2 separate regions of the Homo sapiens genome follow, and region 2 is linked to region 1. Evidence: read pairs that join two places in POLR2A ChIA-PET (ENCODE). Cell type or tissue: B cell. All regions are shown on one strand. Links, peaks and the distances in the headings refer to the core of each region. The heading gives the core; the rest is flanking DNA.

Evidence for each region. ChIA-PET counts read pairs that join two places held together with the same protein. Peaks named below come from ENCODE experiments on the same cell type or tissue, not always from the same donor. Only the 100,000 strongest peaks of a DNase experiment are listed, where the experiment ranks them.
Region 2: POLR2A ChIA-PET joins it to region 1 with 6 read pairs; 2 of 35 experiments call an interaction of 5 or more read pairs at or near these places.

The regions. Positions count from the first base shown.
Region 1 is chr11:14,584,939-14,600,585 of GRCh38, reverse strand. It overlaps a transcript of PSMA1 not described here. Among named protein-coding and RNA genes, the nearest start is that of PDE3B, 51 kb to the left of the region's middle. In B cell, for the core only: no CTCF peak of the experiment used is centred there; a DNase peak (open chromatin) is centred at 6,615.
Region 2 is chr11:14,467,470-14,483,116 of GRCh38, reverse strand. COPB1 (coat protein complex I subunit beta 1) reads left to right here. Exons shown (of 22, transcript NM_001144061.2): 8 at 1-85; 9 at 2,020-2,127; 10 at 2,212-2,358; 11 at 3,403-3,548; 12 at 6,102-6,198; 13 at 7,172-7,332; 14 at 8,502-8,622; 15 at 13,554-13,781; 16 at 14,257-14,436. It also overlaps the pseudogene RNU7-49P. Among named protein-coding and RNA genes, the nearest start is that of COPB1, 25 kb to the left of the region's middle. In B cell, for the core only: no CTCF peak of the experiment used is centred there; no DNase peak of the experiment used is centred there.

The DNA of each region.
Region 1 (15,647 bases), core at 3,952-8,951:
GCAACCAGCAGACAAGGTGATTCTCTTCCGTGCCTGGCTCGGCGGCTCCCACACCCACAGAGCCTTGCTCACTGCTAGCTCAGCAGTCTGAGATTGATCTGCGAGACAGCAGCCTGGCTCGGGGAGGGGCATCCACCATTGCTGAGGCTTGAGTAGGTAAAAAAGCGGTGGGAAACTCGAACTGAGCGGAGCCCACAACAGCTTAACAAGGCCTACTGCCTCTAGACTTCACCTCTGTGGGCAGGGCATAGCTGAACATAAGGCAACGGACAACTTCTGCAGACTTAAACGTCCCTGTCTCATAGCTCTGAAGAGAGCAGTGGTTCTCCCAGCATAGCGTTTGAGCTCTGAGAACGGACAGACTGCCTCCTCAAGTGGATCCCTAACCTCCGTGTAACCTAACTGGGAGACACCTCCCAGTAGTGGCCAACAGACACCTCATATAGGTGGCTGCCTCTCTGGGACGAAGCTTCCAGAGGAAGGACCAGACAGCAATGTATGCTGTTCTGCAGCCTCTGCTGGTGACACCCAGGCAAATAGGGTCTGGAGTGGAACTCCAGCAAACTCCAACAGACCTGCAGCTGAGGGACTTGACTGTTAGGAGGAAAACTAACAAACAGAAAGGAATAGTATCAACATCAACAAAAAGGTCATCTACACCAAAACCCCATCTGTAGGTCACCAACATCAAAGACCAAAGGTAGATAAAACCACAAAGATGGGGAGAAACCAGAGCAGAAAAGCTGAAAATTCTAAAACTCACAGTGCCTTTTCTCCTCCAAAGGAACACAGCTCCTAGCCAGCAACGGAACAAAGCTGGGCAGAGAATGACTTTGATGAGTGGACAGAAGTAGGCTTCAGAAGGTCGGTAATAACAGACTTCTCCGAGGTAAAGGAGGATGTTCAAACCCATCTCGAGGAAGCTAAAAACCTTGAAAAAAGATTAGACAAATGGCTAACTAGAATAAACAGCAGAGAGAAGACCTTAAATGACCTGATGGAGCTGAAAACCATGGTACGAGAACTTCGTGATGCATGCACAAGCTTCAATAGCCAATGTGATCAAGTGGAAGAAAGGGTATCAGTTACTGAAGATCAAATTAATGAAATAAAGTGAGAAAACAAGATTAGAGAAAAAAGAGTAAAAAGAAATGAACAAAGCCTCCAAGAAATATGGGACTATGTGAAAAGACCACATCTATGTCTGATTGGTGTACTTGAAAGTGACGGGGAGAATGGAGCCAAGTTGGAAAACACTCTTCAGGATATTATCCAGGAGAACTTCCCCAACCTAGCAAGGCAGGCCAACATTCAAATTCAGGAAATACAGAAACCACTATAAAGATACTCCTCAAGAAGAGCAACTCCAAGGCACATAATTGTCAGATTCACCAAAGTTGAAATGAAGGAAAAAATGTTAAGTGCAGCCAGAGAGAAAGGTTGGGTTACCCACAAAGGGAAGCCCATCAGACTAACAGCGGATCTCTCAGCAGAAACTCTAAAAGCCAGAAGAGAATGGGGGCCAATATTCAACATTCTTAAAGAAAAGAATTTTCAACCCAGAATTTCATATCCAGCCAAACTAAGCTTCATAAGTGAAGGAGAAATAAGATCCTTTACAGAAAAATGCTGAGAGATTTTGTCACCACTGAGCCTGCCTTACAAGAGCTCCTGAAGGAAGCACTAAACATGGAAAGGAACAACCGGTACCAGCCACTGCAAAAACATGCCAAATTGTGAAGATCATCAATGCTAGGAATAAACTGCATCAAATAATGAGCAAAATAACCAGCTAACATCATAATGACAGGATGAAATTCACACATAACATATTAACCTTAAATGTAAATGGGCTAAATGCTCCAATTAAAAGACACATACTGGCAAACTAGATAAAGAGTCAAGACCCATCAGTGTGCTGTATTCAGGAGACCCATCTTATGTGCAGAGACATACGTAGGCTCAAAATAAGGGAAGGAGGAAGATCTACCAAGCAAATGGAAAAAAAAAAGCAGGGGTTGCAATCCTAGTCTCTGATAAAACAGACTTTAAACCATCAAAGATCAAAAGAGACAAAGAAGGCCATTAAATAATGGTAAAGGGATTAATTCAACAAGAAGAGCTAACTGTCCTAAATATATATGCAACCAATACAGGAGCACCCAAATTCATAAAGCAAGTCCTTAGAGACCTACAAAGAGACTTAGACTCCCACACAATAATAATGGGAGACAAACACCCCACTGTCAACATTAGACAGATCAACAAAACAGAAAGTTAACAAGCATATCCAGAAATTGAACTCAGCTCTGCACCAAGCGGACCTTATAGTCATCTACCGAACTCTCCACCCCAAATCAACAGAATATACATTCTTCTCAGCATCAATCACACTTATTCCAAAATTGACCACATATTTGGAAGTAAAGCACTCCTCAGCAAATGTAAAAGAACAGAAATTATAACAAACTGTCTCTCAGACCACAGTGCAATCAAATTAGAACTCAGGACTAAGAAAATGACTAAAAACCACACAACTACATGGAAACTGAACAACTTGCTCCTGAGTGACTACTGGGTAAATAACGAAATGAAGGCAAAAATAAAGATGTTTTTTGAAACCAGTGAGAACAAAGACACAACATACCAGAATCTCTGGGACACACTCAAAGCAGTGTGTAGAGGGAAATATATAGCACTAAATGCCCACAAGAGACAGCAGGAGATATCTAAAAACAACACCCTAACATCACAATTAAAAGAACTAGAGAAGCAAGAGCAAACACATTCAAAAGCTAGCAGAAGGCAAGAAATAACTAAGATCAGAGCAGAACTGAAAGAGATAGAGACACAAAAAAACCTTCAAAAAGTCAATGAATCTAGGGGCTGGTTTTTTGAAAAAGATCAACAAAATAGATAGGATAGACCGCTAGCAAGACTAATAAAGAAGAAAAGAGAAGAATCAAATAGATGCAATAAAAAATGATAAAGGGGATATCACCACCAATCCCACAGAAATACAAACTACCATCAGAGAATGCTATAAACACCTCTACGCAAATAAACTAGAAAATCTAGAAGAATTGGATAAATTCCTGGACACATACACCCTCCCAAGACTAAACCAGGAAGAAGTTGAATCTCTGAATAGACCAATAACAGGCTCTGAAATTGAGGCAATAATTAATAGCCTACCAACCAAAAAAAGTCCAGGACCAGATGGATTCACAACCGAATTCTACCAGAGGTACAAGGAAGAGCTGGTACCATTCCTTTTGAAACTATTCCAATCAATAGAAAAAGAGGGAATCCTCCCTAATTCATTTTATGAGGCCAACATCATCTTGATACCAAAGCGTGGCACAGACACAACAAAAAAAGTAATTTTAGACCAATATCCCTGATGAACATCAATGCAAAAATCTTCAATAAAATACTGGCAAACCGAATCCAGCAGCACATCAAAAGGCTTATCCACCATGATCAAGTTGGCTTCATCCCTGGGATGCAAGGCTGGTTCAATATACGCAAATCAATAAACGTACTCCATCACATAAACAGAACCAAGGAGAAAAACCACGTGATTATCTCAATAGATGCAGAAAAGGCCTTCGACAAAATTCAACAGCCCTTCATGCTAAAAACTTTCAATAAACTAGGTATTGATGGAACGTATTTCAAAATAATAAGAGCTATTTATGACAAACCCATAACCAATATCATACTGAATGGGCAAAAACTGGAAGCATTCCCTTTGAAAACTGGCACAAGACAGGGATGCCCTCTCTCACCACTCCTATTCAACATAGCGTTGGAAGTTCTGGCCAGGGCAATCAGTCAAGGGAAAGAAATAAAGGGTATTCAATTAGGAAATGAGGAAGTCAAATTGTACCTGTTTGCAGATGACATGATTGTATATTTAGAAAACCCCATCGTCTCAGCCCAAAATCTCCTTAAGCTGATAAGCAACTTCAGCAAAGTCTCAGGATACAAAATCAATGTGCAAACATCACAAGCATTCCTATACACCATTAAAAGACAAACAGAGAGCCAAATCATGAGTGAACTCCCATTCACAATTGCTACAAAGAGAATAAAATACCTAGCAATCCAACTTACAAGGGACGTGAAGGACCTCTTCAAGGAGAACTACAAACCACTGCTCAAGGAAATAAAAGAGGACACAAGCAAATGGAAGAATATTCCATGTTCATGGATAGGAAGACTCAATATCATGAAAATGGCCATAATGCCCAAAGTAATTTATAGATTCAATGCCATCTCCATCAAGCTACCAATGACGTTCTTCACAGAATTGGAAAAAATTACTTTAAAGTTCATATGGAACCAAAAAAGAGCTCTTATTGCCAAGACAATCCTAAGCCAAAAGAACAAAGCTGGAGGCATCACACTACCTGACTTCAAACTATACTACAAGCCAACAGTAACCAAAACAGCATGGTACTGGTACCAAAACAGAGACATAGACCAATGGAACAGAACAGAGGCTTCAGAAATAATACCACACATCTACAACCATCTGATCTTTGACAAACCTGACAAAAACAAGCAATAGGGAAAGGATTTCTCTATTTCATAAATGGTGCTGGGAAAACTGGCTAGCCATATATAGAAAGCTGAAACTGGATCCCTCCCTTACACCTTATACAAAAATTAATTCAAGATGGATTAAAGACTTAACTGTTAGACCTAAAACCATAAAAACCCTAGAAGAAAACCTAGGCAATACCATTCAGGACATAGGCATGGGCAAGGACTTCATGACTAAAACACCAAAAGCAATGGCAGCAAAAGCCAAAATTGACAAATGAGATCTAATTAAACTCAAGAGCTTCTGCACAGCAAAAGAAACTACCATCAGAGTAACAGTCAACCTACAGAATGGGAGAAAATTTTTACAATCTACCTATCTGACAAAGGGCTAATATCCAGAATCTACAAAGAACTCAAACAAATTTACAAGAAAAAAACATCAAAAAGTGGGTAAAGGATATGAACAGACACTTCTGCAAAGAAGACATCTATGCAGCCAACAGACACATGAAAAAATGCTCATCATCACTGGTCATCAGAGAAATGCAAATCAAAACCACAATGAGATACCATCTCATGCTAGTTAGTATGGCAGTCATTAAAAAGTCAGGAAACAGCAGATGCTGGAGAGGATGTGGAGAAATAATGCTTTTACACCGTTGGTGGGAGTGTAAATTAGTTCAACCATTGTAGAAGACAGTGTGGTGATTCCTCAAGGATCTAGAACTAGAATTACCATTTGACCCAGCAATCCCATTACTGGGTATATACCTCAAGGATTGTAAATAATGCTACTGTAAAGACACATGCACACGTATGTTTATTGTGGCACTATTCACAATAGCAAAGACTTGGAACCAACCCAAATGTCCATCAATGATAGACTGGATTAAGAAAATGTGGCACATATACACCATGGAATACTATGCAGCCATAAAAAAGGATGAGTTCATGTCCTTTGCAGGGACGTGAATGAAGCTGGAAACCATTCTCAGCAAACTGTCATAAGGATAGAAAATCAAACAGTGCGTGTTCTCACCCATAGGTGGGAATTGAACAATGAGATCACTTGGACACAGGGTGGGGAACATCACACATTGGGGCCTGTTGGGGGTTGGGGGCTGGGGGAGGGATAGCATTAGGAGAATTACCTAATGTAAATGATGAGTTGATGAGTGCAGCAAACCAACATGGCACATGTATACCTATGTATCAAACCTGCACGTTGTGAACATGTACCCTAGAAATTAAAGTATAATAAAAAAAAGAAACGTTATGCATTTTTTCAACCCATAAGTAGACCCATATAAGTTACCTTTAACTGTAATATGAATGATAACTAGAAGCTAACATTGTGCTATGGAAAAATAATTCCAAGTAAGTTAAAATGTTGTATTATGGTCAATATATGTGGTAAATCTCTTATTTAAAACACAAGGAAAGACATCTACAATTTTGATTAACAGAAAATCAGATATTCTCATCCCCATTAAATCAATATTGAACACTTATTTACTGAATATTGGGTTAAAGGAGTACGAAATGTTTTTTTGCATGGGAACCTACATGTCTTGGTCTAGACATGATGGAAATGTAAAGCTGAACCCCCCCCTTCCCTGTGCCAACAATTTATCAAGCTTATTAGTATCTTTTACTGCAGAGATGTAGATCTCTCTATTTGGACTTCCCACTGTTGTAGTGCTCCTTCCAAATGCTCACACTCTGACCTGTGTGAACATATGGAGGGGATATGAGGGGTTCTATTTCCTAACTATATCAGTTGAGATGCTTTGGTCACCAGTAACAGAAAAACTTAAGAAAATTGCTTTAATAATAAGAAACATTTATTACTTCACATAAGAAGAAGTCCAGATGAGAATGTAGGTTGGCCAAGGAATGTCATCATGAATCAGGTTCTTTCCATTCTTCAGCTCTGCCATTCTCATTATTAACATTAGCTTTGTCCAACATCTCTTCCTATGTGCCTCTTTTCCATGAAGAGGTAAACCTTTCCTAGAAGTCCCCAGGCAGACTTGCCTTTATGTCTCACTGACCACAACTGCGTAAGGCAACCTATTCATTCCTACAGCATTTACTGGTGAGGGGAGCAATTGGCTTAGGGAAGCACAGGCTAAGGGCCTGAGGGTGAATTACAAGGCAAGATACAGTGTTCTGTTAGAAAAGAGGAAGAAAGAGAATGAATTTTGAGTAAACAACACCAATGTCTACTCACCCACTGGAGATTTACATGCCAAAATTAACTTTCTGCTGCCTTACCCAGGACCACATACTGAATAGTCACAGATTTTGCTGAAAGAAAGCCGATCTTTGTGCCTTTCTCTTATTAGGACCACACATTAGGGCTGGCGCTCTCTCTCTCTCTCTCTCTCTCTCTCTCTCTCTCTCTCTCTCTCTCTCATTTTTCCTCCTCTATTACTTTCTTTGACAGTAACCCCGGAATGTCTTTGCTTTTCCATTCAGCAGACCTCTCTTCCTTCTTCCCACCATGGCTCTTAGGCATGTTAGGTGACATGCCTTGAATTACAATGAAGTTATGTTAGACCTGTAAAGAAAGCTCTAACAACTTCCAAGTCAAAAGGGCTAGAACCTTATGGAAGCATTTTCAAAAGTATATCCATAAAATTCTAGGAACTTCCCACAAAGAAGAAGCTTCTGTGGTCAGGTAAATTTGGGCAGCGTTGTAGATGCTTTCCTTCTCTTGCAGATTGTAGATATACAAGGCTCTCAGAAGTCTTCAGTTACGTAAACTAACTCAGAATGAGTCCTGGAATCAAAATGCCTGTGTTCAAATCTGGGCTCTGCCACTTTCTAGCTATGTAAGCTCTTTAAAGCTCTGTTTTCTCATTTGAGATAAGGGAATTCTATGGTACTATTTAATTGGGGTTGCTATGAGAAGTGGGTGAGATAATTCATCTGAGGCTTTCAACACAGTGTTTTGTACATTCACTCATTTAACAATTATTGTGTCAAGGGCCCAGGTCTCAAGGAGCCTACATTCTAATGGAGGAGGGAGGAGGAAGACAATAAGCAAGTAAATAAATAGAATAATTTCAGATAATGACAAGTAATATGAGAAAAGTAAAACATAATGATATTATAAAGCACAACTAGGATGAGAAGGGCTGTTTTAGATAGGAGGATTAGGAAAGGCATTTCTGAGGAAGGCATTTTATCTGAGACCTGAGATATGAGGAGACTGGAATTATTTATCCATTTATTCAGTCATTCATTCAAAAAATGTTTATTGAGTACTTACTGTATACCACAAATTGTTTTAGGCACCAGGGATAAAGCAAGAAACAAAATTCTACAAGAATATCTGCCCTGGCCGGGCACAGTGACTCATGCCTGTAATCCCAGCACTTTGGGAGGCCCAGGCGGGCGGATCACAAGGTCAGGAGGTTGAGACCATCCTGGCTAACACGGTGAAACCCCGTCTCTACTAAAAATACAAAAAATTAGCAGGGTGTGGTGGCGGGCGCCTGTAGTCCCAGCTACTTGGGACGCTGAGGCAGGAGAATGGCGTGAAACCAGGAGGTGGAGCTTGCAGTGAGCAGAGATTGCACCACTGCACTCCAGCCTGGGGAGCAAAGCGAGACTCCATCTAAAAAAAAAATATATATATATATATATAGAGAGAGAGAGAGAGAGAGAGACTGTGTCAGAGTTGAGACGGGGTCGATGAGGCTGACCCCAGCGGGTAGAAGGGACGAGGAGGAGCGAGCAGCGGAAGGTCCTGGTGTGTCCGGAATTGGTGGGTTCTTGGTCTCACTGACTTCAAGAATGAAGCCGCGGACCCTCGCGGTGAGTGTTACAGCTGTTAAGGTGGCGCGTCTGGAGTTTGTTCCTTCTGATGTTCAGATGATGTGTTCAGAGTTTCTTCCTTGTGGCGGGTTCGTGGTCTCACTGGCTCAGGAGTGAAGCTGCAGACCTTCGCAGTGAGTGTTACAGCTCTTAAGGCAGCATGTCTGGAGTTGTTCCTTCCTCCCGGTGGGCTCATGGTCTCGCTGGGCTCAGGAGTGAAGCTGCAGATCTTCGCAGTGAGTGTTACAGCTCATAAAAGCAGCGTGGACCTAAAGAGTGAGCAGTAGCAAGATTTATTGCAAAGACCAAAAGAACAAACCTTCCACAGTGTGGAAGGGGACCCGAGCGGGTTGCCACTGCTGGCTGGGGCAGCCTGCTTTTATTCTCTTATCTGGCCCCACCCACATCCTGCTGATTGGTAGAGCCAAGTGGCCTGTTTTAACAGGGCGCTGATTGGTGCCTTTACAATCCCTGAGCTAGATACAAAGGTTCTCCACCTCCCCATCAGATTAGTTAGATACAGAGTATGGACACACAGGTTCTCCGAGGCCCCAGAGCAGCTAGATACAGAGTGTCGATTGGTGCACTCACAAACCCTGAGCTAGACACAGGGTGCTGATTGGTATGTTTACAATCCCTGAGCTAGATATAAAGACTCTCCAAGGCCCCGCCAGACTCAGGAACCCAGCTGGCTTCACCCAGTGAATCCCACACTGGGGCTGCAGGTGGAACTGCCTGCCAGTCCCAGTGCCGTGCGCCCACACTCCTCAGCCCTTGGGTGGTCAATGGGACTGGGCGCCCTGGAGCAGGGGGCGGCACTCATCGGGGAGGCTCCAGCTGCCCAGGAACCCACAGAGTGGGTGGGAGGCTCAGGCATGGCGGGCTGCAGGTCCTGAGCCCTGCCCCTCGGGAAGCCAGCTAAGGTTGGGTGAGAAATTGAGCGTAGCGCCGGTGGGCTGGCACTGCTGGGGGACCCAGAGTACACCCTCTGCAGCCACTGGCCTGGGTGCCAAGTCCCTCACTGCCCAGGGCCGGCAGGGCCGGCCGGCTGCTCCGAGTGCAGGCCCACCAAGCCCATGCCCACCTGGAACTCCAGCTGGCCCGCAAGCGCTGCACGCAGCCCCGGTTCCCGCTCGCGCCTCTCCCTCCACTGCAAGCTGAGGGAGCCGGCTCTGGCCTTGCCCAGCCCAGAAAGGGGCTCCCACAGTGCAGTGGTGGGCTGAAGGGCTCCTCAAGTGCCGCTAAAGTGGGAGCCCAGGCAGAGGAGGCGCCTAGAGCGAGCGAGAACTGTGAGGACTGCCAGCACACTGTCACCTCTCACTGGGGTGTCCGCCATATAAAGTCGTTTGAGGTAACCATTGCCTAATTGTGAGTCTGTGAGAGAAGATGTGAAGTATGGCCTCGTCCCGGTCATCTGGGCGTGCGGGTCTCGGGTTTTGATCTTGCGTTTGTGTAGTTTTAACTTCTAGCCATGGCAAACGATCCCAGGGGAGCACAGACTGGACCCCGCTACGATCTCTCTTGGAGTGGATCAGACTGATGATCACCAACAACCAACTCATTCCCAGATAAGGAAGAAGAGAGTGTTACCCATTTCAATGTGGTTTCAACCCCACTTCTACATCTTAAAGACATTGTATTTTTTCAGCAGTGATGCCCCTGTTCATTAGTCCCACTGATGTTTTCATTCCTCATCTCATCTTTTTCTTAGCAGCATTCAATGAATCCTTCATTCTAGAAACACTCTGTTTTTTTGGTTTTCATGAGACCATTCTCACCTTGTTTTGTCCTGTGACTCTTTTGAAAACTAACAAACAAACAAAAAAAACCCTGTTTTTCTTTTTAAGTTCTGGTAAAAAACACAAAATGAAAATTTGCTATCTTAACCGTGTTGAATGTGCAGTTAGTAAAGTACATTCACATTGTGGTGCAAGCCATCACCACCATCCATCACTAGAACTCTTTTCATCTTGCAGATCTGAAACTCTACCCATTAAATAACTTCCCATCTTCCCATCCCCACAACTCCTAGCAACCAACATTCTACTTTCTCTATCAGTTTGACTACTCTAGGTACCTCATATGAGTAGAATCATACAGCATGTATCCTTCTCTGCCTGGCTTATTTCATTTGTATGATGTCCTCAAGGTTCATCCATGTTGTAGCATGCATCAGAACTTCCTCCCCTTTTAAAGCTGGATAATATTTCATAGTATGTTTAGACCACATTCTGTTTATCCATTCATCCATCAGTGAACACTTGTGCTCCTTCCAACTTTGGGCTGTTGGGTGTCCTGCTACTGTTGCTCCCAGTGCTCAATCTTGTTTACTCCCTCCTAATCGAGTGTACAGCGTTGGACACTGTGCAGGATGATGCCACTTCATCTTGGATGCTAATCTGCCATGTTGACTTCTGATTAACCCCAGGCCCAGGAATGCCTCAAGATTTCTACTTTATGTACTGTTGCTTGTGTAAGCCAAGACAACCTTGATGTTATCATAAACATGTACTTACCTAAGTGCTGTCCTTTGGCAAATTATGGGCTATGAGACACAGCATTCTTACCTTTCCCTGAGGGGTCAATTTCAGTGATCCTACACATTCCTTCTGAAGCACGTATGCTCTTTCTATACGGTGTGTAAGCTCTGGGTCTGGGGAGTAACAGTACAGAGATCTACCTGTCTTGTTGCCACATGTTTCTAAATTTTCCAGTAAGTCACCTTCTACTGACAAAGAAAAAAATATATATATATATAATACACACACACATATATATACACACATATATATACACATATATATATACACACACATATATATACACACACACACACACACATATATATATATATACACACACACATATATATATATATCTTCCCTAATGCACCTCAAATTCTACCATGGAAAAACAAAAAGGAAAAGGAAAATACATAGTATCCCAAGTGGTTAAGTGCTATGGGGAAAAAGAAAGTAGAAAAGGAGAAAGAATATTTAACTTCACATTTTTAAATAGGGATGCAGGGATTCCTCACAGAAAAGTTGACACATAAGCAAAGAAAGACCTGAAGGAGGTGAGGAAATAAGCCATGCAGAAATCTAGGAGAAGAGAATTCTAGGCAGAAACAGCAAGTGCAATGGCCCTGGGGCAAGAGCATGCTTGATTTATTCAAGAAAGAGTAAGAAGGGTGAATGCCTAAAGGAGGGTAAGTAAAAGGAAGGGTAGTAAGAAGTGAAGTGCCAGAAGATGTAAGGATAAGCAAAGGTCTGGAATAAAATTCCTCCAGGCAGATAGAACAGCAGCTGCAAAGGCCTTGAGTCAGAACCAGGGCGTGGTTGGCCTATTCAAGCAACAGAAAAATGGCTTATAGAGCTGGAGTAGACTGAGCAAGGGGAAGCATACAGATGAAGTCTGAGAACTTTCTGGGTCAGATCACATAAAGCCTTATTATAGGCCAGTATAAAGAATGTATATTTTTTCTAAATACATTAAAAAATAATTGGCTATAATTGCGATTATTGTGATTCATGAGACACTCGTATGCTAAACAGATGGAGAAATGCTGTTTCAAAGCCAATTTTAATGAACACTCTTGTCCATCCTTCCTATCAATCTATCCCCATGTGTTGTGGATTATGTCACAGTAGGACTATAGTAAGAACTTGATAATGGGTCTCCAAACTCTGTTTTTTCTTTCTTAAGTTACAGTTGGATTTCTGAGGTCACTCAGAAATCACTCCCCTTCTCAAAAATTTGCATTGTTTTTTTACTTGTAGGATCAAGTCCATACCCAGCAGCTATCAAGGATTTCAAGGTCTCTCCCTACATCTCCCTCCACCTACTCCTGTTAGAGGTGTTGAAATTGTGCTGTAAATGTACGTGCATGGTTATAGCTCCACCATTTAGTTCATGCCATTCCCTCAGCCCAAATTCTTCTTTCCCTCATTCTTTGCCTGTTGAAAGTTTTCTTTTCATTCAAAACCAGCAGAGCGCCTATTCCTTTCTGAAGTTTTTCCTGATATTCCCAGGCAGAGTCACTCACTCATTCCTTCAACCATGTACCTGTTGGTGTCACTTGTACCTCAGTTTGGTGTGTTTGTCAGATTGCATTTCTGCAGACTTAGTTGTTGTCACATCTCTTACTTTCATTAGATTGTAAGCACATTAAAGGCAAGGGCTGTATTTTCATCATATCTTCTAGAAGTACTACCTAACACAATTGCCAGTACAGAGTAGATGCTCAATAAGTTGCTGATTAAATTAAATTTCAGAGGAAGTAATGTGATAAACACCTTTAGGTAAAGCACTGAGACACAAAAAGAAGAAAATGGCTATGCTGTCAGGGAGTATATAAATCAATAATGGTAGCTTCCATTTATTGAGTCCTAACTATGGTATTGGCACTGTTCATATAGTATGCCATTTAACACTCATAGCAACCCAGTGAAGTAGGTGTTATAACCCCTAGTTTAAGAATGAAATTAAGTAACTTAAACAAGTTCATAGAATAAATAATAGGATTCAAACTTAGGTCCCTCCAGTTTCCAAGCCTGTGCTCTTTCACTATACATGATGTCAGCTGGGATCTAGCCAGGAAAAAAAAAGACAAAAAAAAAAAACAGGTCTTTCAGAGGAAGGGAAATTGTTTCAACAGAGGATTCATTATGCAGATGAATGGAGCAGTGAAGAAGTCGAAAAGGGAATGGTGAAGTAATTCACAGATTAGCAAAATTGGGAAGTTATTCTCCTTGTTGCAAGGGTGACACTGGGAGGAGCAGTTGTCACCAGAGCCCAGAAGCCTTGGCTGTCAGACAGAAGGAGCAAAAACCACCAGGAGAACTGCCTGAGTAGATCTGGGAGAAAGAAGGGAGAGGCTGTCCAGAGGGACACCGCCAGATTCCAAAGGACACAGGGAACAGAGTGAGAAATGGCCTGGCTTCTCTCTTCCCGTTTCCAGTCCTCCTGTGGTGCCTCTCATTGCTTTAACCTATCAAGAATGAAAGAACAAGACAGCCTGTGAGAGGCAGCAACAGAGAAGAGCAGGGAAAGGGTGGGAATGGATCTGAGACTAGTGTCAGCAAGCTACCTTTCTACCTGAAATGAAAAGAATATAAATTAAATAGCATTTAATTTGGGGCTATGATGAATGGCAAAGATATTAAGTAAATTCAAAAGAAAGAGATTGAGAGGCCGAGGCAGGCGGATCACGAGGTCAGGAGATCGAGACCATCCTGGCCAACATAGTGGAACCCTGTCTCTACTAAAAATACAAAAAATTTGCTCAGAATGGTGGCATGCACCTGTAATCCCAGCTACTAAGGAGGCTGAGGCAGGAGAATGGCTTGAATCTGGAAAGCAGAGGTTTCAGTGAGCCGAGATCGTGCCACTGCACTCCAGCCTGGTGACAGAGCAAGACTCCATCTAAAAAAAAAAGAAAGAAAGAAAGAAAGAGAGATTGATGATGGCTGCAGTAGCAAGGGAGAGATTCTTCGGTGGGGGAAAGTTATACCAATTCCTAAAAAAAGGTAGACTTTCTATGGGTGAAAAGAAGAGGGTAGGTAGGTATTCCACACAGAAAAAACTACCTAAGTATTTTCCCTTGGGCAAAGAATACTATTCATTCTTTTTAAATGTCTTTTTATTTGGGGATAAAATAGAATACCTATCATATATGTGTACAGTATAAAGAATAATGAAAAACAAACACCCACATGCATACTACCCTGGCTCAGGGAGTAACACATCATTTATCTGCATTTCCTTTTTTTTTTTGAGACAGAGTCTCACTTGGTCGCCCAGGCTGGAGTACAATGGCACGATCTCGGCTCACTGCAGCCTCTGCCTCCCGGGTTCAAGTGATTCTCCTGCCTTAGCCTCCCAAGTAGCTGGGATTACAGACATGCGCCACCATGCCCAGCTAATTTTTGTATTTTTAGTAGAGATGGTGTTTCACCATGTTGGCCAGGCTGCTCTCGAATTCCTGGCCTCAAGTAGTCCTCCAGCCTCGGCCTCCCAAAGTGCCAGGATTACCGGTGTGAGCCACCACACCTGGTCCAATTTACTTTTAAATGTATCAAAAAATAAGTGGATTAGTAGACAGAGGGATGTTAACAGATGGATAGATATGTGGTAATAAAATGTTACTAAATGGATAGGCATGAATAATAAAATGCTAATGGTAGAATCCAGGTGGCAAGATTGTAAATTTTTTCAACTGTCTTGTCTGTTTGAAAATTTTCTCAATAAAATACTGAGAAGAGAAATCCCATGCCTGAAAGATTCTAATTTAATTGGTTGTATTTGGGTCTGGACACCAGATTTTTTTTTTCTGACCACTGCAATGAAGTCTTGCAGTGGAGGGAAGAGATTGGGCTCAGCACCCCAAAACTGTTCAAGAGCTCTCTGGATAGATTCCAATGTGCAGCCAGGTTTCAGGGCTACTGCACTGCAATATGCCATGGGATCACAGAGCTAGCATGAGCAGAACAGAGAATGGGATAAGTAGGAGGGGCGAATAAAAGAGGGGCAAATTTCTGTCTGCCTATCAGAGATGAGGCCTCCAGGCTAGACTTTTATGTGCTTTCTGTGTCGGAATGGGTGGATCAACTGCATGTGAAAGAGGCAAGAGAGGTTTAGCAATTCAGCAGGGGTTACTGAGAACATAGGCTTAGCTAGGGTTCTCTGAAGTTCTTAAAAGGGGACTCAAAAGTTTATATTTAATGTAAACTTTTAATTTGGCAATGACTCATCCTTCACAATGTTTCCTATAGCTTTAAATAAGGTCATCTATTCATTCAGAATAATACTTTTAGCATGTTATCTCCCTTGAGAAGTATAACATCCACTTTCAACATATATATAGAGAGAGATGCATTTCTATGTTTTATTTTTTTAATTCATTTTTATGGAGATGAAGAAAGAGACCTGTTCAGAAAGAAGGGAAGCAGAAAGAAAATGTTATACCTTTGGCAGCCTTGGACTCCTGGGTCAGCAGAAAAGGAACAAGAGAAAGCTAGGCCTGGATAGTATAGGAACAAGCAATCGAGCCTAGTGTCAGGCTTGGAAATTTGACAATTCCAAAGAAGCATGTATAACCCAATTAATCAGTAAAGAGAGTAATTGATGCTTCCCAGAAAATGGATTTCTATACTGCCTAATCTGCAGTAACATGAATATCTTCTATAACCCTTCCCCTATCTCCAGTTATTTTAAAATCTTACTCTGAGGGTTACTGTAGTGTATAAGGTTGTTTGTCTCTACAGTAA
Region 2 (15,647 bases), core at 5,937-10,936, 120 kb after region 1:
GGAGAGCGACAACAATGTAAAACTCATAGTTTTGGATCGCTTGATAGAATTAAAAGAGCATCCTGCTCATGAACGAGTACTACAGGTAAGTGTTATCTGAAAAAGAGAGATCCTAAATAAAATGTTTTTCAAATTTAGGTCATTCTCAAGCTTTGCCCATCTTGGTTAACCTAAATGCTTGGAAACTGAGCAGTTTATATTTTGATCAGCTAAAGTGTTAACTATTGAGTCATCATAGCCTTTTGGGGTATTATCTTTACCACAAAAAATATTTCTAAAATGGCTGGACGCGGTGGCTCACGCCTGTAATCCCAGCACTTTGGGAGGCAGAGGCGGGCACATCATCTGAGGTCAGGAGTTTGAGACCAGCCTGGCCAACATGGTAAAACCCTGTCTATACTAAAAATAACAAAAATTAGCTGGGTGTGGTGAAGTGCGCCTGTAATCCCAACTACTTGGGAGGCTGAGGCAGGAGAATCACTTGAACCCAGGAGGCAGAGGTTGCAGTGAGCTGAGATCGTGCCACTGCACTCCAGCCTGGGCAACAGAGTGAGACTCTGTCTCAAAAAAAAAAAATGTTTTTCTAAAGTGAATCAGTATTATATTTTTTTATCTTTTCGGTTTGTACTGTATTGACTATTCTTAGCGACAGTGACATACTCATTTTAATTTGAATATAATTTACATTTCGTGGAAAATTATTATACCAATTGAGAATAAAAGGTGATCTGATTCTAGAAAATTATCACCATATTTGTTTAATCCATGAGAATAATAATGGTTATAAAAATAAAACCCCATGGCAGGTAAATGCAGTGCTGATCTTGGATCAGAACAACAGCAACAACAAATTTCTATGAAGGACATTATTGGGACAGATTGAGAAATATGAATATGGTGTGTATATTAGTTAATAGTATTGATCAGTGTTAAATTCTCTGATAATTATAATGTGGTTATATAAGAAATTATCCTTACCCTTGAGAGAGATACACTAAAATTATCAGCAGTAAAGAGCAAATGTGGGCCAGGTGTGGTGGCTCATGCCTAAAATCGCAGCACTTTGGGAGGCTGAGGCAGGTGGATCACCTGAGGTCAGGAGTTCGAGACCACCCTGACAAATATGGTGAAACCCTCCCTGTCTCCATTAAAATACAAAAATTAGCTGGACATGGTGGTGTGCAACTGTAGTCCCAGCTACTCAGGAGGCTGAGACAGGAGAATTGCTTGAACCCAGGAGGCAGAGGTTGCAGTGAGCCAAGATCTTGCCACTGCACTCCAGCCTGGGTGACAGAGCAAGACTCCATCTCAAAAAAAAGAAAAGAGCAAATGTGGGAAGATATTAACTGGTGAATGTAGGTGAAGGATATACAGGAGTTCACTCTTAGAACTTTTTTATCAGTTTCGAATTGTTTTTAAGTGTGCATCTTTTAAATGTTACATTTTCCTATGGAGTCAAATAATATCACATTTAACGAAATTGTTAATAATTTATGAATGTTATCTAATACCAAGTCTATATGTAGATTTTCCCAGTTATCCCAAAAGCCCTTTTTGTTTAGTTTGCCCATTTTGTGACCATGTATCGTATTTGGTGGTTATGCCCTTTCAGTCTCTTAATTTTGGACAGTATCTTTTTTTTATGACACTGATTTGTTGAAGAGACCAGACCAGTAATACTATAAAATGCCCCTCTTTCTGGATGTGTATGGCTACTTTCTTACGTTGTTTAGCTTGTTCTTTGACTTCTGTTACTTTCTATAAACTGTAAGTTGGAGCTTTAGCTTTAGCTTGACAGAGTCAAAGTAAACATTATCAGTTTGAATGTGTCATGTGCTATTATTTCATATTGCAGTGTATCAGGAGACCCAAACTATCTAGTTCTTCCACCACTAGTGGTTTTGTTATTGATTAAAGAATTAAAGTGATGATAGATAAACCCCACCATTCTGCAGTGAAGATTTTTTTCCTGTGACCAGAAAGATTGGTGTTAATTCTTGATTTTTTCTTCTTTTTTAGGATCTGGTTATGGATATCCTAAGAGTATTGAGCACACCAGACTTAGAAGTACGAAAGAAAACTCTGCAGTTAGCACTGGATCTTGTCTCTTCTAGAAATGTTGAAGAGGTAAAAGGAAACTCTGACAGCACTTTGTAGCTATCAGGCCCAAATATGATGTAACTCTCACTTATTTTTACTTCATTCTATAAGCTGGTTATTGTCCTGAAGAAGGAAGTGATAAAAACAAATAATGTGTCTGAGCATGAAGATACTGACAAATACAGACAACTCCTAGTGCGAACATTGCATTCCTGTTCTGTCCGATTTCCAGATATGGCTGCAAATGTTATTCCTGTGGTATGTAATTCTGATGACTTTAATTTTGAAATTATCTAAAAGAATTTTTTAAAAAATATAGTTATTTGACAAACTCCAGAAATCTCAGCTGCCTAGAACCATTAAATCTCATGGTGAGAAGTGATCTTTATATCTACCTCTACCTTTAAACTCAGAAGGGTGAGGACTGACTTCTTTCACTTATATATTCATCAAAAAAACAAAAACAGTGACCAAAAAAAAGCTTTGCATATTATTTTAATTGATGATACAGTTACCTAAAGTAAAATTATGCTGTGTATATATATTATTCAGTAAGGCAAATAGGTATTTATTTTAAATAGCTTTAGCTCTTAAAGGAATCAGTTATAGGAAAAATTCACATATGTAGAATATTTTGCTGTCACTGTCAGATAAGTGAGGTATGTTATTATAATTTGATTTTTGCCTTTGAGCTCTTGAGTTCTCTCTAAAATGATTTTAGTTACAATTTAGGAGGATCGAATTCATTTATTTATTTGGAGTTTTGGATCTCTAGCTTATCTTTTATAGTGAATTTTAAAATAAATTTTGCTGCACATAAAATGGAAAAGCCATTGTGACTTTGTTTACATAATAGTACTTGTCTCTCAATTTACATTTTGTTGTGTATTTGAAAATTATTAAGAATTACAAGGGTCAGGCATGGCACTTCATGTCTGTAATTCGAGCACTTTGGGAGGGCTAGGCAAGAGGATTACTTGAGGCCAGGGATTCAAGACCAGCCAGGGCAATATAGGGAGACCCTGTCTCTACAAAAAAATTAATATTAGCTAGGCATAGTGTCATGCCTGAAGTCCTAGCTCCTGGGGAGGCTGAGGCTGCCAGAGGATCACTTGAGCCCAAGAGTTCAAGGCTGCAGTGAGCTATGATTGTGCCACTATTCTCTAGCCTGGGCAGCAAAGCAAGACCCTGTCTCTTAGAAAACAAAAAAAGAATTACATTCTTTTAATTTATTTCTTGTCCTAGATAATTTTCTTTTCGAAAATTGTTAGTTCCATTTTCTTTTTTTTTTTTTTCTTTTAGTTAATGGAATTTCTCAGTGACAACAACGAAGCAGCAGCTGCTGATGTCTTGGAGTTTGTTCGTGAAGCCATTCAGCGCTTTGATAACCTGAGAATGCTTATTGTTGAGAAGATGCTTGAAGTCTTTCATGCTATTAAATCTGTCAAGTAGGTTTAAAATACATTTAAATGTAAGGTCAAGTAAGCATTTTATCAGTTTTTATCTTTAAAGGGTCAGTTGATAGAAAATAGAATGGAGAGGACAATCAAGCCAAAATAAGACAAGTTTGTACAACAAGCATCTCGCTAACTCCACTCTCATTTAGTCTATAATAAATGGCCCAAAATAATTTTTTTAGGAGTGATTTAGCTCAGGGTCTCTATTCTGATTTTCTCTAAAACATTGTGAATCTTAAAGTAACTAAAGAGCATATTTTTAAATGGCATCACTTTTTGGCTATTACTATTATTTATATCTTCCTTTCACATTTAATGAAGAGAAAGATTGAAAATGCAACCTAAATCTGTCTTTCCCTTCAGAGAGCCTTTGCTAATGAGAAAGGACTGTTGCATCTAAATTTTGCTTCATTTAAAGCATCTGATGGATAGTCTCTAACAGACTTGAAATATGTCTCAGGAAGGAAGGGACAAGTACAAAATTGTTTTTATGATATGAAAATATATTAATATTTATGGAAGTGAGCAGAGCAGGATTTGCTTCCTTTGTGAGAAGAAAATCATATTAAGGATTTGCTTTTTTTTTTTTTTTTTTTTTTTTTGTGAGAGGGCTTTCCGGCAAAAACCAGAAAGCCTGCTAAACAAATTTTAAAAGAGCTATGACATTAAGAATTTGTTTTTGACAGCCATAATCTCTTAGAGCTTTGGTTTCTATAATTAAGTTTTTCTGAATAAATTTAATTAAAATCTTAGGGGAAAGATGACTAAGGACTTTATTCAGTTTAACATTTTAAACTAAAGAATTGTTGGCTGGGTATGGTGGCTCACACTTGTATTCCCAGCACTTTGGGAGGCCAAGGCAGGAGAATTGCTGGATGTCAGGAGTTGGAGACCAGCCTGGGCAACATGGTGAGACTTTGTCTCTATTTATTTTTTTAATCTAAATGAATGAATGAATGGTTGCTTTCTTTACTATTATTTTTTTACTGATCCCTTGTACTTCTTCTGTATCCATTGTTCAGTTCAACACCTTGCCTCTTCAGTGACTGAAAATAAAAAGTGAATTACTTTTTACATTAAAATAATACATTCCTGATTTTTTGTTTTTGTTTTTGTTTTGTTTTTACTTTATTTATTTATTTTTTTAAGAGAGATGAGGGCCTTGCTTTGTTGCCCAGGCTGGTCTCGAACTCCTGGACTAAAGCAATCCTCCCACCTCATCCTCCCCAGATGCTGAGATTACAGGTGTGAGCCACAGTGTCTGGCCATAAAATAATACATTTCTTAGAGTAGTAAGAGATTAAGCCAAATTTGCCTTCACTGTGTCCTAAATGGACACTTTACTGGGAAACATTTTGGTATTTTATTTTTACTGCTAGGTTTACCAGTTTTAGAATGTTCCTAATAATAAGAACAGTTATTTTACTTTTAATCTTTGTGATTTCTGGAGAGAACTGAAACCTAGGTTTTGTTAGATTCTTTCTGAAATATTTATCTAAAATACTTTAGAACTGCAGAATCTTGTTGGTTTTTGTTTTTTGTTTTTTTGTTATTGAGACAGAAGCTTGCTCTGTCACCCAGGCTGGAGTGCAGTGGCGCTATCTCAGGGCATTGCAACCTCCGCCTCCTGGATTCAGGCAGTTCTTTTTTTTTTTTTTTTTTTGAGATGGAGTCTTGCTCTGTCTCACAGGCTAGAGTGCAGTGGCGCGATCTCGGCTCACTGCAACCGCCGCCTCTCATGTTCAAGCGATTCTCCAGCCTCAGCCTCCCAAGTATCTGGACTACAGGTGCGTGCCACTGCATCCAGCAAATTTTTTTTGTATTTTCAGTAGAGACGAGGTTTCACCATGTTTGTGAGGCTGGTCTTGAACTCCCAACCTCAGGTGATCCGCCCGCCTCAGCCTCTCAAAGTGCTGGGATTACAGGCGTGAGCCACTGTGCCCGGCCTCAAGGAGCTCTTATGCCTCAGTTTCCTCAATAGCTGGGATTACAGATGTGCATCACCATGCCTGGCTGATTTTTGTATTTTTAGTAGAGATGGGGTTTCACCATGTTGCCCAGGCTGGTTTTGAGCTCCTGGGCTCAAGTGATCCGCTGGCCTCAGCCTCCGAATGTGCTAGGATTACAGGCGTGAGCCACCGTGCCTGGCCCTTGTTTTTTTTTTTTTTTTGAGACGGAGTCTCGCTCTGTCACCCAGCCTGGAGTGCAGTGGCGCGATCTTGGCTCACTGCAAGCTCCGCTTCCCGAGAATGGGTTCCCGCCATTCTCCTGCCTCAGCCTCCCGGGTAGCTGGGACTACAGGCGCCCGCCACCATGCCCGGCTAATTTTTTTGTATTTTTAGTAGAGACGTGATTTCACCATGTTAGCCAGGATGGTCTCGATCTCCTGACCTCGTGATCCGCCCGCCTCGGCCTCCCAAAGTGCTGGGATTACAGGCGTGAGTGCCTGGCCCTTGTTTTTATTTGAGCTTAAATTAACAAAGAAAGATCTCTGCTTCAAGATTTGTCTGCCAAGTTCATGTTTCAGATCTTGTATTGTGCTAGGATTTACCGAGGAGCATTATGGATCCTGGGAGAATACTGTAGTACCAAGGAAGACATTCAGAGTGTGATGACTGAGATCCGCAGGTCCCTTGGAGAGGTATGTTTTACTTTAGTAAATGTTAGTTTATATGGTAATTTTTCCTTTAGGAAAATCTGACTTTTTATAGTGATTTGCTTACATTATTTACACTTCTGAGTTAGATTTTGTTTGAACAAAATGTTCTGTGTTTATTAAAAAAAAAAAAAAAAAAAAGAAGCAGTAGCTTGTAAAATTCTGCTTTAGCCTGTATTCTGAAGGAAGAATGCCTTAGAGTAAGTCTGACTTCAGAATATTTATGCAGTAAAACTGACAGTATTCTTCATCCTAACAACCTTATGGTAGAATAGAAAGAACAGTGGACTAATTATCAGGAGACCTGACAATTAGTTCTAGTCATTGTTGTGTCGACAGTTAGCTGGAGGACCTTGAATATAAGTTCCTCAACCTAACTTGACATCAGTGTTTTTCACCTATAAAATAAATTAAAATAGGTAATGATTAAATACTCTTAGTGCTCTTATATTAGGTAATGGACTGGTATTGAGTAATAAATACATAATAGCCATTCAGTTAATTTAAAAGTTAGTTGATGAGGTTATTATGTACAAATAAGTCGGATTTATTTCATTTTAGAAGGATGAGTACTGTTTTGGTTAAAATTTCAAGGAAAGGAATGAAGAAGAGGAATACGACTTAATGACCATCTGCTTTGTGTTAGACACTGTCCAATGCATTTTTCTATTAGGTAAAATGTGTAGAAAGAATTAAGATTTCCACTTAGCAGATTAAGAAACTGAGGTCCAAAGTAGTAAGTGGCAGAGTGAGAATTCAAACCCTGGAATATCCATCTCTGAAGCCCCTATTCTACCTACTACATTATCCTGGGAAGGAAATAAATTGAAAGCAGAGTTCCCAGTTCCAAAAATCCCATTAGGGTAATGCCTTTTTTAGAGAAACAATCAAATATTTAAAGATAATTTTGCTTGCTGTTGATACTATTACTAAAATGATGTTTCCAATTGACTTTTAGATCCCAATTGTAGAGTCAGAAATAAAGAAAGAAGCTGGTGAATTAAAACCTGAAGAAGAAATAACTGTAGGGCCAGTTCAGAAATTGGTTACTGAAATGGGTACCTATGCAACTCAGAGTGCCCTTAGCAGTTCTAGACCCACCAAGAAAGAGGAAGACAGGTAATTTATGGCACATATACCCTGCCAGCTGTACTACTTTTATTATTACTCTTGTATGTAAGACAGTCAAATGATTTCTTTCCTCTTGCTTTTGCAACCAAAATGAAAATCTTTGCCATTTAAGGTACTTGAGAAGCGGAGGATGTTTAAGTTCTTCCCCCTAGGAATTGTATTGATGGTTTTAATTCTCTGTCCCTTCCAGTGTTTTTATGGAAATAACTGTTCTGTTTAAACTCAAATTATTTTTACTCAGAAAATGCTAAGTGGGGGTAACTGAAGATATTTGAGTTTTGTTGTTTATTAGCATCTGAAAACATTTTGAAGATTTTTCAATTTCTAAATGATGGAATAAAATTGTGCATTTTTCTATTAAGTAAATTTTAATGGTGAAGATGGTGAAATCTTTGCCTAAAATTTTACTGAATACCCACTAAGTGCTAGGCATTGTGCTAAGTAGTTTGTCTCATATAGTCTTGACAATAAGCCTTTGAGATAGAATATATTATCTCCATTTTATGGAAGAAGAATTTGAGGCTTACCCAGTAAATAAACAGGTAAGCTGGAATTCGGAGGTACTTCATTAGCTGCAATTACGTATGCCCCTAATTAAATATTGTATCTTTCCATATTCTGATGGCTTTTGTGTCATTCAAAGATAAGTTTTCTTTTTTTTTTTTTTTTTTTTTTTTTTGACACAGAGTCTTGCTCTGTCGGCCACGCTAGAGTGCAGTGGCGCGATCATGGCTCACTGCAACCTGTCTCCTGGGCTCAAGCAGTTCTCCTGCCTCAATCTCCTGAGTAGCTGGGATTACAGGTTTGTGCCACCATGCCCAGCTAATTTTTGTATTTTTAGTAGAGACGGGGTTTCACCATGTTGGCCAGGCTGTCCTCGAACTCCTGACCTCAGGTAATCCGCCCGCCTTGGCCTCCCAAAGTGCTGGGATTACAGGTGTGAGCCACTGCACCTGGCCAAAGATAAGTTTTAAAGTCATGTATTATTTTTCTTTTTCCTTCTTTCTTCTGGGAGCTAAGGAGTTAGTTAGCTAAGGTATCCTTATCACTGAAGGATGGTAATAAGAGTGTTTAATAGGCCTATATCATTCATTTATACAGAAGCTGCATGCTGCTTAGCAAGTTGGTGGGTTTGATTTTCCTTGGTTGCTTTGCAGACCTCCCTTGAGAGGATTCCTTCTGGATGGAGATTTCTTTGTTGCTGCCTCCCTTGCCACAACTCTGACCAAGATTGCATTGCGCTATGTAGCTTTGGTTCAGGAGAAGAAAAAGCAAAATGTAAGTTCATTTATTTTACATTTAACCAACAATTAAACATTGAGTGCCTACTATATGCATTGAACAGTGAGGGACTCAAAAATTAATGCTAAGTTTCTGTCATGAAAGAGTTTATGATTTAATAGCAGAAGTGGACACAGTAATATATTACTCTAAAATTGATAAAGTATCTTCCTCTTCTGTTTGGGCTTTAAAAAAATGAAAATTGACAAAGTAATACAATAACAATGTCATGTGATTATTCCAGTGGAAGAGAAAGGATTTATGAAGTCACCTCAGTTTGCTGGGATTAGTTCAGGACCAGTGAAGGAAATGTCCTTCTCTCCAGCATCTGCATCCATTCGGTCATTGTCTGTTTTATCCCAGAATGTCTCTTAAGTTATTCTCATCTGTAGTTCATGCCTGCTTTGTAGCTTCTGACCGTTCTAACCAAACACCCATTTACAATGGTATGCAGTTGGTCCTCCATATTCACAGCTTCTGCACCTGCAGATTCAACCAACTATGGATTGAAAATATCTTTTTTAAAAAATGATAAACAGTAAAAAATAATAGAAAGTTGAAAACAATGCAGTGTAACAATTATTTACATAGCATTTACAGGCATACTTCATTTTATTGTACTTTGCACATATTGCTTTTTTTTTTTTTTTTAAACAAATGAAGGTTTGTGGGAACCCTGAGTTGAGCAAGTCTGTTAGCATCATTTTTCCAAATAAGCATATGCTCACTTCATATCTCTGTGTTACATTTTGGTAATTCTCACAATATTTCAAACTTTTTCATTATTATTACATCTGTTATGGTGATCTGTTATCAGTGATCTTTAATGTTACTATCATAGTTGTTTTGGGATGCCAGGAACCATTCCCATATAAAATAGTAAACGTAATCAATAATTGTTGTGTGTGTTCCGGCTGTTACCCCGTCTCTTTCCTCCTTGGGCCTCCCTATTCTATTCCCTGAGATACCACAATATTGAAATTAGGCCGGTTAATAATCCTACAGTGGCTTCTAAGTGAAGGGAAGAGTCACATGTCTTTCACTTTAAATCAAAAGTGAGAAATAATTAAACTTAGTAAGGAATGCATGTCAAAAGCTGAGCTAAGCCAAAAGCTAGGCTGCTTTTGCCAAGTAGGTAGCCAAGTTATGCATGCAAAGGAAATGCTCTTAAAGGAAATTAAAAGTGCTACTCCAGTAAACACATGAATGATAAGAAAGTGAAACATTTGGCAGGCGTGGTGACTCACACCAGCACTTTGGGAGGCCCGAGACAGGCGGATCACGAGGTCAGGAGTTCGAGACCAGCCTGGCCAACATGGTGAAACCCTGTCTCTACTAAAAATACAAAAATTAGCCAGGTGTGGTGGCAGGCGCCTGTACTCCCAGCTACTTGGGAGGCTGAGGCAGGAGAATTGTTTGAACATGGGAGGCAGAGGTTGCAGTGAGCTGACATCACACCACTGCACTCCAGCCTGGGAGACAGAACAAGACTCCGTCTCGAGGAAAAAAAAGAAGAAGAAAGAAAGCGAAATAGCTTTATTGCTGATAGAAAGTTTGAGTGGTCTGGATAGAAGATAAAACCAGCCACAAGATTCCCTTAAGCCAAAAGCCTAATCCAGACTAAGACCTTAACTCTCTTCAATTCCATGAAGGCTGAGAGAGGTTAGGAAGCTTCAGAAGAAGAGTTTGAAGCTAGCAGAGGTTGATTCATGAGGTTTAAGGAAATAAGCCCGTCTTCATAATGTAAAAGTTTGACATGAAGTAGCAAGTCCTAATGGAGAAGCTGTGGCAAGTTATCTGGAAGATCTAGCCAAGATCATTGGTGAAGGTGACCACACTAAACAACAGATTTTCAGTGTAGACTAAACAACCTTATATTGGAAGAAGATGCCATCTAGGACTTTGGTAGCTAGAGAGAAGTCGGTGCCTGGCTTCAAAGCTTCAAAGGATAGGCTGACTCTTTTGGTAAGGGCTAATACAACCAGTAACTTAAGTTGAAGCCATTGCTCATTTCCCATTTTGAAAATCCTAGGGCTCTTAAGAATTGTGCTTAATCAACTCTGTCTGTGCTCTGTCAGTGGAACAACAAAGCCTGGATGTCAGCACATCCTCTTTACGGGATGGCTTACTAAGTATTTTAAGCTCACCATTGAGACCTACTGCTCAGAAATAAAAGACTCCTTTTAAAATATTACTGTTCATTGACAATTTAGCTGGTCACCCAAGAGCTCTGATGGAGATGTAGAAAGAAATGAATGTTTTCATGCCTGCTAAGACAACATCCATTATGCTGCCACTGATCAAGTAGTTTCAACTCTTATTATTTAAGAAACAGAATCCATAGAACATTTGTGGTAGTAGCGCAGAGTTGGTTACAATGTCCTACCACAGCAATTTCTGACATTCAAATTGGGCCTGTAGCAATGGGACTCCTTTTGATTCCTTCAGCTTTCGTATTATGTTGGTTATCTATACAGCAGGTTTCTAAATTGAAACACTTTCACTCACATCACTCATATTTCCTTCGTTTTTGGAGACTAACAGCTTGATCTAAAAAAAAATTTTTTTTTAGACGGAGTCTCACTCTTCTTGCCCAGGCCGGAGTGCCATGGCATGATCTCAGCTCACTGCAACCTCCGCCTCCTGGGTTTAAGCAATTCTCCTGGCTCAGCCTCCCGAGTAGCTGGGGCTACAGGCGCCTGCCACCACGCCTGTCTAATTTTTTTTGTATTTTTAGTAGAGACTGGGGTTTCACCATGTTGACCAGGCTGGTCTCGAACTGCTGACCTCAGGTGATCCGCCCACCTCGGCCTCCCAAAGTGCTGGGATTACAGGCATGAGCCACCGTGCCTGGCCAGGTTCTTTTTGTTTTTGTTTTAATTCCATTATAAGAAAAGCCATAAATGAGAGCCAGATAATTTACAAGGTATATTATCCCTTAATTGATTTGATTTTTGAGCAATAATTTATTTTGTAACTCTTTTGTGGGCATTTATTTATTCAGGTCTGGTCACAGTATAATCTTTAAAGTATGTTTTTTAAAAGTCTCCAACATTTTTTTATCTCAGAGTTGAATTTGCTTTCCTCTCCTGGTTGCATCACTTCTGGAAGTTGGGAGTGTTTACTGATACCTGCTTAAAAGAGCCAGTTTCTTGTAACATACCGAGTTAATAATGTTTGCACTGTTTGGTACAAGAAGGAAGTTTGGTTGCTTATAATCTCACTGGCACTCCTTCATTTATGCCATTTCCAACACTCTTCATTTCTTTGTGTAGGACTAAGTTTCTGGTATCATACATCTTTTGCCTAAAGAATTTGCTTTAACTTTTCTTATAGTGCAGATTTGTTGGCAACAGATTGTTCCAGTTTTTGTCTGGAAAAAGCCTATTTTTTTGTACACTTTAGAAAGTTACCTTTGTGGGTATAGGATTCTAAGTCTTCTGTTTTTTTTTCCCAGTAGTGTAAAAGTAAAGCTCCATTGTCTTCTGGCTTTTTGGTGAGAAGTCTACTGTCATTCTTATCTCCCTGGGTGTAGAGAGAGAGAGAGTGTGTGTGTGTGTGTGTGTGTGTGTGTGTGTGTGTGTGTGTGTGTATTTCTTCCACTGGTTTTAGATTTTCTCCTTTTCACTTGGTTTCAGTAATTTGATTAGGATATGCCTTAGTGTGGTTTTCTTCATGTTTGCTGTACTTGTGGTTCATTGAGCTTGTTGGGTTTGCAGGTTTATATCTCCATCAGTTTGGGAAATTTTCAGTCATTTCCTCGGATTTTTTTTTCTGTCCCCTCCTCTCTTTCCTCTCCTTTTGGAGACAGTATCCAAACTTGGGGGACATATACTTACTCTTCTGCTGGTTTTTCCCAGGCCTCCAGTAGTTTTTCATGCATGTGTGCAGATCAGTACTCAGCCAAAGGCAATTTGGCAAGGGCTTAGAGCATATGTGTCAGGATAATGCTACATGAGACTAAAAAAGTAAGTTGCAATCACTTGTGGAAGACTTTGAATAGCGAGCTAAGTAATACGGACTTCAGTATGAAGGCTGACATTCATTAAAGGTATTTACATAGGGAATGAAATGATTGGTGCAGTATAAAGATTAAGATAGCAGCATCAGGTGATCACGCTTAGCAGCACAATAATTGGACAGCCTAACTTTAGGTACCTTGTGATGCAGTACAGGGTGAAATACAAAACATCACCTATCTGGTATTCTAATCAAAAGTGTGGGATATTCTATAAAACAACTGGCCTCAGTTCTTTAAAAAAGTTAGTGCGATTAAAAACAAAACGGCAGAGAACTGGTCTAGATTAAGAGGGATAAAATGCATGAAGCTGATCCTGGATTTAAAAAATAAAACAAAAACATTTTAAGACAATTTAGGGAGATTTATTTGAATTCAGAGTATAGAAGCTGTATTTTGGAATTGTTGAATTTTTCAGATGAGAAAATGAAATTGTGGTTTGTAGGAAACTGTTCTGACTCTTAGGAGATGAATGCTGAAGCATTTATGAGGTGAAGACTTTTTCACATGTCAGCCAAAAAAAATAAGTGTACATATACAGAATAGGTAAGCAAATGTGGCAAAATGTTAACAATTGGTAAAGTATATCATTCTTTTAACTTTTCTGTAGTTGGGATTAAAAAGGACAGCATCAGCATATGAAGTGGTTACAGAGAAGGACTGGAGCAAGGGAAAACAGTTAAAAAGCCTCTGCTGTCTCTAATTGAGGATTAATGCAGGTCTTAGAGAGTGGCAGTTAAGAGTAGAAAGGAAGGAGAAGAATGCAAAAACAGATATGGACATAAAATCCAAAGAATTTGAAATCTTATTCAGGTGAAGTGAAAATTTAGATTGTGAGTTATAATGAAGTGACATGATTGCAATCTGAGAATCAAGACAATATCAGTAACCGATTTCTTTACTTTCTTAGTCTTTTGTTGCTGAGGCTATGTTGCTCATGGCTACTATCCTGCATTTGGGAAAATCCTCTCTTCCTAAGAAGCCAATTACTGATGATGATGTGGATCGAATTTCCCTGTGCCTCAAGGTCTTGTCTGAATGTTCACCTTTAATGAATGACATTTTCAATAAGGAATGCAGACAGTCCCTTTCTCACATGTTATCTGCTAAACTAGAAGAAGAGAAATTATCCCAAAAGGTAAGGTATATATGATGAGGCAACAAAAGTGTTTTGTGTCTCTTCGTGCAGTGGCTCACGCCTGTAATCCCAGCACTTTGGGAGGCTGAGGCAGGAGGACTCCTTGGGGCCAGGTGTTTGAGACCAGTGTGGGCTACATAGCAAGCCCCTGTCTCAACAAAAAAAATGAGAAAATTAGCCAGGCATGGTGGTATGTGCCTGTCATTCCAGCTACTTGGAAGGCTGAGGATGAAGGATCGTTTGAATCTAAGAGTTCGAGGCTGCAGTGAGCTGTGATCATACCACTGCACTCCGCCTGGGCAACAGAGTAACAGCCTGTCTCAGGAAGAAAAAAAAGAAAAGAAAAGTGCTTTGTGGGTTTTCTTGTTGTTTTGTTGATTTTTCAGTTTTCATATGTGAGGGCTGTCTCTGTCAAAAGCCTCTAAAAAACTATCTTTTCATATTAAAGAGAGACTTTGTTATATTCTCAACACAGAAAGAATCTGAAAAGAGGAATGTGACAGTACAGCCTGATGACCCCATTTCCTTCATGCAACTAACTGCTAAGAATGAAATGAACTGCAAGGAAGATCAGTTTCAGCTGAGTTTACTGGCAGCAATGGGTAACACACAGAGGAAAGAGGCAGCAGATCCCCTAGCATCTAAACTTAACAAGGTAACAAAATGTCTGATAGACTCTAAATTATTTAAATCGACTCCTTAAGGAAGTTGTTAGTGCTGCTATTTTTAAAAGAAAGATAACTATTTTGTCAAGTCACTGTGATAGGTCCATTAAACCTCAGTTGAAACTCAGAAGCTGATGAAGTACCTTACTACTATATGTGATAGTACTGTAAGTCCATCAGATGGTTTAACTCGATCCAGTTGTGTCTGGAATCATAGACCAATAAATAGAAGTTGAGGGAAGGGGATCCTTAAAGGTTAGCTGAGGTTTTTAAAGGGAAGCTGAACAGGCAACAGCCCTGGCCTCTTCCCACACCTTGACCTCACCTTCTCTTATTCTCTGCTACTTTAAACAGAGCAGTTCTACTTTTATATTCTTAATATATCGAGTTCCATATAGAATTTTATTAGGAAAATGATTCTACTCTCTTAAATATATAAATTTAAGAATCAGTGATCCCTCATCTATTAGACTGAATGAACAGTCTTACATTACTTTTGTTTAAGATAAGGTCAGTAGCAGAATTGGAATTACTAAAACAATTTCCCTCCCTTAAAATTGGGAATTGATATCAATAATATTACATTTATAAAATTTTTTTAGTTTTTTTGAATTATAGTTAAAGTTGCAAAAGATTTGCCATTTTAACCCATTTGTAAGTGTACAGTTCTGTGGCATTAATTAAATTCATATTGTTATGCAGCCATCTCCAGGACTGTTTTCATCTTGCAAAGCTGAAACTATGTCCATTAAACAATAACTCGTCATTCCTACTTCCCCTCAACCTCTACTTACCCCTAGCCACCATTCTACTTTGTGTCTCTGTGATTTTGACTATTTTAAGTACCTCACAGAAGTGGAACAATACAGTATTTTTCCTTTTGTGACTGGCATATTTCACTCAGTATAATGTCTTCAAGATTCATTCATGTCATAGCATGTATCAGAATTTCCTGCCTTATTAAGGCTGAATAATATTACATTGTAAGTATATGCCACATTTTGTTTATCCATATATCCATCCCTGGATATGTGCATTGCTTCTGCCTTTTGGTTACTGTGAAGAATGCTGCTGTTAACACAGATGTACAAATATCTGTTCAAGTCCCTGCTTTTAGTTCTTTTGGGTATATATCTAGAAGCAGAATTGCTGGATCATATGATAATTGTACTTTTAATTTTTTGAGGAACCTCCATTGTGT